Linked DNA regions of Mus musculus: region 1 is linked to region 2. A link is a loop called in an ENCODE intact Hi-C map of the cell type or tissue named here. Cell type or tissue: gastrocnemius. All regions are shown on one strand. Each heading gives the region's core, and the rest is flanking DNA. Links, peaks and the distances in the headings are about the cores only. Region 1 has its middle 46 kb from the start of Rtl3. Region 2 overlaps P2ry10b (purinergic receptor P2Y, G-protein coupled 10B).

Region 1 (5,389 bases), core at 261-5,260, 380 kb after region 2:
GATAAAAATTCTCAACTAGTGGGGTAGTATGAAAAAGATCATTATAATTCATAAGGTGCAGAGAAGTATCTCACAGCAAATAGTTTCATCAAAATTCTGAAGGGACATTTAAATGATTTAAATAAGAATTGTCCCCATAGGCCCTAGCATTGAATACTGGTTTGTACCACACTTAAGGAGGTTTTGGAGCTACATACTGAAGGAAGTATTCCTAGGACCGGGCAGGATTTGGGAGCTTACAGCTTCACCTTACTGTCAGCTCTGTCTGCTTTGTGCTTGCAACGGAAGATGTGAATGCTCAGCATCTTGCTGTCTTTCTTCTATAAGTTGCTTTAGTCACAGTATTGTAATAGAACAACAGAAAATAAGCACTATGTGCATAACATATTCTTATAAACTTCAAGCAGGAAGTTTTCAAGTGAAGAAAACCCTACATAATAACATACAAAATCGATAACAACTGTAGGACAATAAAAGTAGTATATAAAGACTCTAGATCACTACCCTTTTAAGATCATGTTTTATGTTTCATTGATGTAAGTTTCCTTCTGTATTTCATCTCCCAAGTTTTTACTTAAGTAATGTATAGTTTGCAAGCACTATGAATTGATCCTTTGCTTTCTTTTATCTTCTGGTTATTGTTAAAATATAAGAAACCAAATAGTAAATATATATTTTATAATTAGCCATTTTGTTGCTAATTAATTTTAATAGTTCTTCAATTCTTTTATAATTTTAAGAAAAACAATAATATCATCTTCGACAATTAAGTATAGTTTACATCTCCTTTCAACCAGTTGGGTTTTTGTACGTTGGTATCAGCTAAAAATGTTGGGAAATCCACTTTGCTTCTTACTTTACTAGAAATCATAAAAAATATGAAACTATTTTATTTTACAAAGTGACTTTTATACTTTTAAGATGGGTATGTATTCCTTCCTATTTGACTAAGTGATTTGTTGTATTACACTAAGATATTTTATAATAATAAGTAATCCATGAATTTGTGAGAAAAGAAAAATACTTCTATTCTTGTTTTTCTAATAAGATGAGCTATGTTACTGAAGGGAATAGACGGAGATTGATAACGGTCATGTGCCAATCCTTACCAAGACCAACACTTTCTGGGAAATGCATCCTTAGCAAATTTCATAATTGTGCTAACATCACTGAAAGTCCTTGGGCCAACTATGACAGCTAAGACATCACTTGGCAGCATACTATGGGACGGGTTATACACATTCTTTTCTTAACAAAAGGATCATTGTGTAGTGCATGATCACAGTTTCTCTCATATAATCCATGTCAGAGCTTCAGGGTATATTGGAATCCCATGAAATTTTCACATACATATTTTTCTTGGAAGAACATTTGCAGGTCTCAGCTTAGTCACAAAAGAATTTGTGTCTGTCCTCTCAATAAATAAAAATTAAGAACGTAAGCCTCAAGTATCCTAATTCCAAAAGAAACTATATGAAGTTCCAGAGTACAAGGTTTCAAAACACAAGGGGTAGCATTATTTTTAAATGGTGGATTTAATTAATGGAAAAGAAATAAATGATGAACTATTTGAAGAGCTCTTGTTTTGCTTTCATGTTTGCAAAATGTCACCCTAAACGACTTTTGGTAAAGGTCTGTTCAAGAAACAGTGTTCTGTGCTGGAAATGAAGGCTCAGAAGAGATGTTCTAGAAAAAAATTGTAATTTTTTAATGCAAGAATGCTTTTATTTATTTTTAAATTTATTTATTTTTTACACTCCATATTCCATTTTCCACCCCTCCATCCACCCTCCAACTGCTCCACATTCCACACCTCCTCCCCACCCCACCCCGTCTCCACGTGGATGCCCCCACCCACACCCACCCCACCTGACCTCTAAACTCTCTGGGGCCTCCAGTCTCTTGAGGGTTAGGTGCATCATCTCTGAATGAACACAGATCCAGCAGTCCTCTACTGTATGTGTGTTGGGAGCCTCATATCAGCTGATGTATGCTGTCTGTTTGGTGGTTCAGTGTTTGAGAGATCTCAGGGGTCCAGATTAATTGAGACTTCTGGTCCTCCTACAGGATTGCCCTTCTTCTCAACTTCTTTCAGCCTTCCCTAATTCAACAACAGGGGTCCCAAGGCCTGACACTATTACTAAGGCTATGGAACATTCACAAAAAAGGACCTATTGTGACTATCATGAAAGACCCAAAAAGCAGCTGAAAGAGTCAGATGCAGGTATTTGCAACCAACCAATGGACAGAAGCAGCTGAGCCTTGTGGTTGAATTAGAAAAAAATTTAACACTTTCTTCCTTTCCTTTCTTAAGGGAGACAAAAAGACCAAATGCTTTTCTTTTTAACCAGCATTTAATTTAATTCACATTATAATAGCACCATCTAGTGGTACATGGTAGAAACACACGAATCTAGGAGCATCTGAATCAGTTAGCGTGGTTCTTCAAACTGACCTGTGAACCCTACCTAGGGAAACCTGAATCATATGCTGTTTGACCTTCAAGCTCTGTCTCTCTGTCTCTGTCTCTGACTCTATCTGTCTCTCTATCTCTCTCTGTCTCTCTGTCTCTCTGTCTCTGTCTCTGTCTCTGTCTCTGTCTCTGTCTCTCTCTCTCTCTCTCTCTCTCTCACACACACACACACACACACACACACACACACACACGGGTAAAACTGCAAGAACCTGAGGAACACGACTTTCCCTCACATACCATCTTGGTAAAATGGAAGTGTTGAAATTTGGAAGACAGATTTGCAGGATTCACTCAACAGAAGGATGCTTTGCTGTCAAATTTTCTATTATGAAATCCTGTAGGAGAATAATCTAGCAGCTGCTACATGTGTGCTCAGGAATGAATAGTTGTACAGAGTGGCTTTCTTCACTTCCCCCAGGATTCGTGCATCCCACCTGTGCAGAGTTCATGAAAAAATCTGATCTCCATATAAACACCACGAGGCTGATATTGTTATCCTTTTAATACAGGGACACGAAGGCCAGGGGAGATTTGAGTGCCTTGCCTGAAGACACACAACAAAGTATTAAGGAAAACTAGAACACTTACAATTTCAATCCAAAGGGGCCAACAAAAGGCCTTTTGTGAGCTTGAGAAAAATGAAAATTGTATGACAATTATAAGAATAGAGATACTCAAAGGGACTTATAAAACAAATGCTGAAGACTAGATACATAACCATAAAACAGAACATAGACGTAGATTAGAAATATAGCTCATCGTTCTAAGACTTGTAAACAAAAACCTCATGAATGGAGTTAGTTCCGAGTGATAAGCCCAAGAGTTATATCAATATTACCAAATGGCAAAACTGACACCACACCAAGTTGTGTCCCATAAGAGCCTTGTTGCTTAATGTTTTCTGAAGAAATAGAACAGACCCTCAGACACTTAATAGGTAGTGTTATCATAATTAACCATGAAGAAATATCAACACACTTCACACCCCAATTCAATTTAAATAGTCTGAGCTTCCCACAACAGCAATTCATTTTTATTTTTATTTTATATGTGTGAGTGTTTTGCCTGCATGTATGTGTATCTGCAACACGTATGTACCTGGTGTCCAAGAAGGGGGTCATATTCTCTGGGACTAGAGTTACAGACACTTGTGAGATGCTCTGTTGGTATCTGGAACTGAACCCAGGTCTTCTGAAAGAGCAGCTGGTGCTCTTAACACTAAGCCACCTCTCCGGTCCCACATGCAACAATATATTTTAAGATATACCTTATGCCATGGAAGGAGTTACAAAGAAAAAGTTTGGAGCAGATACTGAAGGAATGACCGTCCAGAGACTGTCCCACCTGAGGACCCATCCCATAAACAACCACCAAACTCAGATACTATTGAAGATGCCAACAACATTTTGCTAACAGGAGCCTGATATAGCTGTCTCCTGAGAGTCTTTTCCAGTGTCTGTCAAATACAGAAGTGGACGCTCACAGTCATCCATTGGACAGAGCACAGGGTCTCCAATGACGGAGCTAGAGAAAGTACCCAAGGAGCTGAAAGGGTTTGCACCCCATAGCAGAACAACAATATGAACTAACCAGTACCCTCAGAGATCCCTGGGACTAAACCATTAATCAAAGAAAACACATGGTGGAACTCCTGTCTCTAGCTGCATATGTAGCAGAGGATGGCCTAGTAGGTCATCAATGGGAGGAGAGGCCCTTGGTCTTGTGAAGGTTCTATGCCACAGTATAGGGGAAGGCCAGGGCCAGGAAGCAGGAGTAGGTGGGTTGGGGAACAGGGGGAGGGGGGAGGGGATAGGTGATTTTTGGGAGGAAACTAGGAAAGCAGATAACATTTGAAATGTAAATAGAGAAAATATCTAATAAAAATACATCAGTCATATTTTGGTCATTATGATTTAAGCAGTTTATGTATTTTGATGCTCTTATTATAGATGATATTTCTAAAGAAAAAATATATCTTATGGACGTCAAGTGTACAGCAAATCTTAACACTAGATTTTTGTTCATTTGAAATCTCTACATTGTGATCTAACAAATCATTATGTCATACCTAAACACAAATTCTGAAATCAGAAAAAGTATATTTAAATTGAGCCACCAATGGGCTGTAATCTCACAAGTCTGATGACCAGAATTTGATCCCGGGAACCCTCATAGGAAGCCAATGTAGAAGCAGACATATAATCCCAGCATACTTATGAGAAGATGAGTGCATTAGCTGGAAGCTTAATGGACAATGAAGAAGAGAGAACCTGCCTGCCTCAATAATGTGAAAAGCAAAACCAGAAAGACACGAACTGACTGCCAAAAAGTAAGAAGTTGTCCTCTGACTTCAACATACATTCATTCATAAACGTTAAAAGTTTTATCTTGGAATTAAATCCCAACACAGCCATATTTAGTCAAGCACATAAACTGCCTCACTGGAAACACATATCATGCAACCATGCTGCTCTTAATTATATGACCTGAGTTCTCTGCTCCCCATGTCTGTCCATTGACTTTCTACCTGTTTTTCCTGCAATAACATTAGAGCTGTTAGAACTGTCTTCTTCTAGAGACTATGCTTTGAAGGGGAGAGTGTGGACTACAGAAGCTAATAGCTTCTGGGTCAGGCGGGAGCCACAGAGCTTCTGGGGCAGACCGAGTTTCGAGCTCCAGACATACCGGCACCTTCCCTGCCAGAGGAGAGGTGTTCGCCCCACCCGGGAGGGCTTTGCCTCAACACCTGGAGGAGCCATCTTGGTTCCCAGGTCCCTCTGAGACTAGTCTGAACAGGTGACAGTGTGGACTACAGAAGCTACACAGATTCTGGGACAAGACCTATTTCAGGCCTTCATCTTCTGCCAGGAGGCAGGTCCGAACTCCAGATATCTGTCCACCTTCCTTGCAAGA
Region 2 (5,389 bases), core at 260-5,259:
GTTCTGTAACACCAGCTCCAGGGTATCTGCTGCCTTCTTCTGAAGTCCACAGGCACTAGGCATGCAAGTAGTACATAGACATACATACAGTCAAAATTCACATCCATACATCACTAAATCTAAATGAAAATTTAACACTGAATTGTTTCACCATATGGAGAAGAGACAGCAAAAAGAAAATAGTATTTCCAAGTTTTGTCACCATCCACATCCTCCAGACTGCAAACCTTTTTATAAGTACAATAAAATCAATATTAAAAACATATAAAAAGCACATAATGATAAAAGTCATCTGTGGTAATACAACTTCACATGACATAGACTGCCAATACTAAGGTACCTGTCACATCTGAAAAGTACTGCTTGTGGCAGAAAGAGTTGTAATATGTATTTTCTCTCCACCTCATGCCAGAGCTACAAGGTAAGAAATTATAGCTTCAATTACTACTGAGGAAATAAAATCTTGGAAAAAAACAAATAACTCACTGAAAGTCAAATAATTAGTGATTGAGTTGACATTTAACCCCATGGTGCACAAAATCTGCAACCCCACAGTTTCCTTTGGTATTACATTACTAAGAATGGGTAAAATAAACAGTTCCTCAGAGTCAGAGAACAAATGTAACACAGACGATGTGAAATGGTCTCTTTGACAGAGTAAGTCTTGATTCACTATATTATTCTAATGAAAATTTTGATATCTGCAGCTTATGATAATTATGCCATGATTTTCCATGTGAACTATTCCTACATTAATAAGCTTTTAAGGAAACTAAGAAGTGATTTTTAATTGGAATATTATAATAAAGAACCTAAAAATATGTGTTATACCTTCATGGGGAAAATCTCATGGGCCTTCACGATCAAATATAAAGCTATAAGCAATAATTGACTACTAAAGAATGCAGAATTAATCCTCCCTGGGGATGAGCCTCCTAATTGGTTATCAAATACAGGTGGTCAGCCTTAAAATACAAATGGACTCGGCAAATCATATTTATATATTTATTTGTATATATCTTTCTTTGTGTATAACAATAATAAAGAAAAGAAGAATATGAATTATAAACGAAATGGGAGGACTGACATGGGAGGGGGTTGGAAGGAGTGGAAACAGAAGAAAGAATGATATAATACTATACCAAATGTCATTCCTGAAAATCTACATATAAAAAACAGACTGTGAAGATTGTACTTAATGTTTATGGGCACATGCATATATGTAATATATGCAACAATGAGGAAAGCATATGGATATGTGAGAGTGTTTTGGAAGTGGAAAAGAAGAAATAATACAAATAAAAATAAAACATTGTAAAAGGAAGAAACTAAACCCCAAAAAGGAATTGTGACACACTGAAGATCTCAAAGTGACCTTTCTTTAAAATGTTGATATATGGATATTGTTTATCACTCCATTTTCCTATATAGAAAATGCTGTCTTAGGTAGATCAATGGAACAGAATTGAAGACCCAGAAATGAAACCACACAACTATGGTAACTTGATCTTTGACAAAAGAGCTAAAGCCATCTAGTGGAAAAAAAGACAGCTTTTTCAACAAATGGTGCTAGCTTAACTGGCGGTTATCGTGTAGACAAATGCGAATCGATCCATTCTTATCTCCTTGTACAAAGCTCAAGTCTTAGAGGATCAAGGAACTCCACATAAAACCAGAGACTCTGAAACTTATAGAGGAGAAAATGGGGGAAAAGCCTCGAAGATATGGGCACAGGGGAAATATTCCTGAACAGAACAGAAATGGCTTGTGCTGTAAGATCTAGAATCGACAAATGGGACCTCATTAAATTGCATAGCTTCTGTAAGGCAAAAGACACTGTCAATAACACAAAAAGGCTACCAACAGATTGGGAAAGGATTTTTACCAATCCTAAATCTGATAGGGGACTAATATCCAATATATACAAAGAACTCAAGAAGCTGGAATCCAGATAATCAAATAACCTCATTAAAAAATGGGGCACAGAGTTAAACAAAGAATTCTCAACTGAGGAATACCAAATGGCTAAGAAGCATCTAAAAACATGTTCAACATCCTTAATCATTAGGGAAATGCAAATCAAAACAACCCTGAGATTCCACCTCACACCAGTCAGAATGGCTAAGATCAAAAACTCAAGTGACAGCAGATGCTGGCGTGGATGTGGAGAAAGAGGAACACTCCTCCATTGTTGGTGGGATTGCAAGCTTGTACAACCACTCTGGAAATCAGTCTGGCGGTTCCTCAGAAAATTGGACATAGTACTACGGAAGGATCCAACAATACCTTTTATGGGCATATATGCAGAAGATGTTCCAACTGGTAATAACAACACATGCTCCACTATGTTCAAATCAGCCTTTTTAATAACAGCCAGAAGCTGGAAAGAACCCAGATGTCCTTCAACAGAAGAATCGATTCAGAAAATGTGCTACATTTACACAATGGTGTACTACTCAGCTATTAAAAACAATGAATTTATGAAATTCTTAGACAAATGGATGGATCTGGAGGGTATCATCCTGAGTGAGGTAAACCAATCACAAAAGAACTCACATGATATGCACTCACTGATAAGTGGATATTAGCCCAGAAACTTAGAATATCCAAAATACAATTTGCAAAACACATGAAACTCAAGAAGAAGGAAGACCAAAGTGTGGATACTTCCTTGTAGGCAGCCGGGCGCCTAAAAGATGGCGCTGGCCTCCAGTACACCGTCGCCATAAACAACGCCACTGCGCAGGTGCTAGCCCAAATCTGGTGCCAACCCCTCCTGAGCGGGTGCATACAAATCAATGTGCCGGCAGACTGACCAATTCCAGGAGGACACATAGCTCTCCCCAGTGCTGGGGTGTATATAAGCAGTCCTCCCTGGTTTTCCCAGGTTCCCGTAGCATCGAGGTGTTCCTGAAATAAAGAAGGCTGTTGAGAAGAATCCCACCGTGTTGTGTTTTTCTTGCTGGATGAGGTAAGCGCAACACTTCCTCCCTCTTTAGAATGGGGAACAAAATACCATGTGGAGATCAGAGTGAAAGCACATCTGAGTGGATGTAACAGAAGGAATCATGGCTGCCAAACTGAGTCTAGTTTGTCTTGGCGTTAGCAATTGTAGGAGCTGTGATAAACTCTGCTTTATATAGTATGGATGCTGGGCACAGAACTGTCATCTTTGACCTACTCACTTTCTCATCCTTTGGGTACAGAAATCAATTATTTTTGACTGCCACTGCCAACCATGGAATGTATCAGTCATTACTGGAAGCAAAGATTTGCAGAATGTCAACATCACACAGTGCGTTCTCTTCCTGCCAGTAGCCAGCCAGCTTCCTCGAATCTACACCAGCATGAGTGAGGACAATGTTGAGCGGGTGCTGCTGTCTATCACCAGAGATCCTCAAAGTAGGTGGTGGCTTGGTTTGATGCTGAATAGTTGATTACGCTGGTCTCCAGGTAGGTGAATGATGACCTCACAAAATGAGCCGCAATATCTGAGCTCATCTTTGATGACCTGTCCTTGACAAAAGGAGTTCACAGGGGCAGTAGAAGCCAAACAGGTGGCTCAGAAGGAAGCAGAGATAGCCAGATTTGTAGTGGAAAAGGCTGAGCAGTAGTAGGCAGCAGCCATTATATCTGCTAAGGGTGACTCCAAGGCAGCTGAGCTGATTACCAACTCGCTGGTCACAGTAGGTGATGGCATGATTGAGCTGTGAAAGCTGGAAGGTGCTGAGGACATTGTGTACCGGCTCTGCCGCTCTGGGACCATCACCTACCTGCACTCTGTCCTCCTCCAGCTACCCCAGGTAGGCCTACCATGCTTCACCTTCTTGCGCCACTCAGACCACCTCAATCATTCTGAATGATGCCTTCCTCTCCTCCACCCCAGAAACCACTTGAAATTTAATGATTGGCTTAAAGTGAAGGAAATAAAAGAAAAATCACTTCAGATCTCTCAACAACAATAATAACAATAACAATAATAAAAACAGAGCTGGAATCCATAAATGAATCTATAATAGAAACAAACAAGCAACGAATCACAATATAACTGATGTTTATAATAATGACTTCAAGTGATCATGAAAGCAGTTCATTGTTCACTACACTTTTAAAGAAATTATTACATTTCATTTGTAATTGGGAGTGCAGCAATGTGTATATGGAGTTTCAATTCCTAGCACCTACACAAAAGCCAGGCACAGCAGGCACCTGTAACGTCAGTGGTGTTGAAGCAAAGGGAAGGTTCTTTTCATTGGGCATCTAGTCCAGCCAAGCATTTAAGCAGTACTAGATATTCTGTCTCAAAAATAGAATGGAGAGAGATCACGGAAGACATATAATGTCAAAACTCTAGCTGCTATTTTCACATAATGTGCACACACACACACACACACAGAGTGAGAGCGAGAGCGAGAGAGAGAGAGAGAGAGAGAGAGAGAGAGAGAGAGAAAGAGAGAAAGAAAGAGAGAGAAGAGGACTCATTTTTATAAGAATATATCAAATAATACATTTTATGGGAGGAATAAATGACCAAGGAGAGCGACAAGGGATCTACCATGTCCAACACATAGAACCTCTAATTCTTATAGGAAAGAACAAAAAGGATCAATAATAAAATCCAAGCACTCCAAAACACAGCCAACTAAATTAAATGAATTAACAGACCTCTGTTAATAATAAATGTTAAATGGCCTCTAATAACCAACAAAAATAGATTAGCTAATTTTATTTAAAAACAAGATCCAATTATTTGTTCTATTTCTGGATATATAGATCAAGGGTTATAAGAAATCATATCATAGAGATAGTTACACATGCATGTATATTGCATGTTTATTCACAATAGAAAAGCTGTAGAACCAGTCTTTGTATTCATCAATGAATGAGTGAGTCAACAAAATGCAGTATGTATAAACTGGAATTTTATTGATGTGTAAAGAAGAATTAATTTATAATGTTTTTTGGAACTGAAGATCAGTGTGTTAAGCAAAATAAGCCAGACAAATATCACATTTTTCAATCAAATATTTATAATACACAATATATATGCAAAACATAAAAGTAGAGAGGGGAAGAAAAAATGTAAACAGGATGTATACAAAGTATAAGGGAGGTAATCAAATACAAGATGTAATAAACATTTGTATCAAGAGTGCAAAAGAGAGAATTTAGAAGGAAGGCACCAACAGGAATTGGATGGTAGCCAAGGTTGTGGGGAGTAAATAAGAACCAAGTATGATGATATATGCATATGAAAATATCACCATGAAATCCATTCCCTAATATGCTAACTCAAAAATATAATAAGAGCTAAAGGCTACTTGAAAAAAGTAGACACCAAAAAAAGTAGAGACAGGACAAAAACAGTAATTCATAAAACTAACCATTG

Evidence for each region. Peaks named below come from ENCODE experiments on the same cell type or tissue, not always from the same donor. Only the 100,000 strongest peaks of a DNase experiment are listed, where the experiment ranks them.
Region 1: a loop joins it to region 2, with 6 times the contacts of the local background. A loop is called at or near these places in 32 of 42 quality-filtered maps.

The regions. Positions count from the first base shown.
Region 1 is chrX:106,791,857-106,797,245 of GRCm38, reverse strand. No RefSeq gene overlaps it. Among named protein-coding and RNA genes, the nearest start is that of Rtl3, 46 kb to the left of the region's middle. In gastrocnemius, for the core only: a CTCF peak has its summit at 2,403 (motif pointing left); no DNase peak of the experiment used is centred there.
Region 2 is chrX:107,173,174-107,178,562 of GRCm38, reverse strand. P2ry10b (purinergic receptor P2Y, G-protein coupled 10B) reads right to left here. Exons shown (of 2, transcript NM_001122596.1): 2 at 4,902-5,389. It also overlaps the pseudogene Gm14834. Among named protein-coding and RNA genes, the nearest start is that of P2ry10b, 27 kb to the right of the region's middle. In gastrocnemius, for the core only: no CTCF peak of the experiment used is centred there; a DNase peak (open chromatin) is centred at 2,747.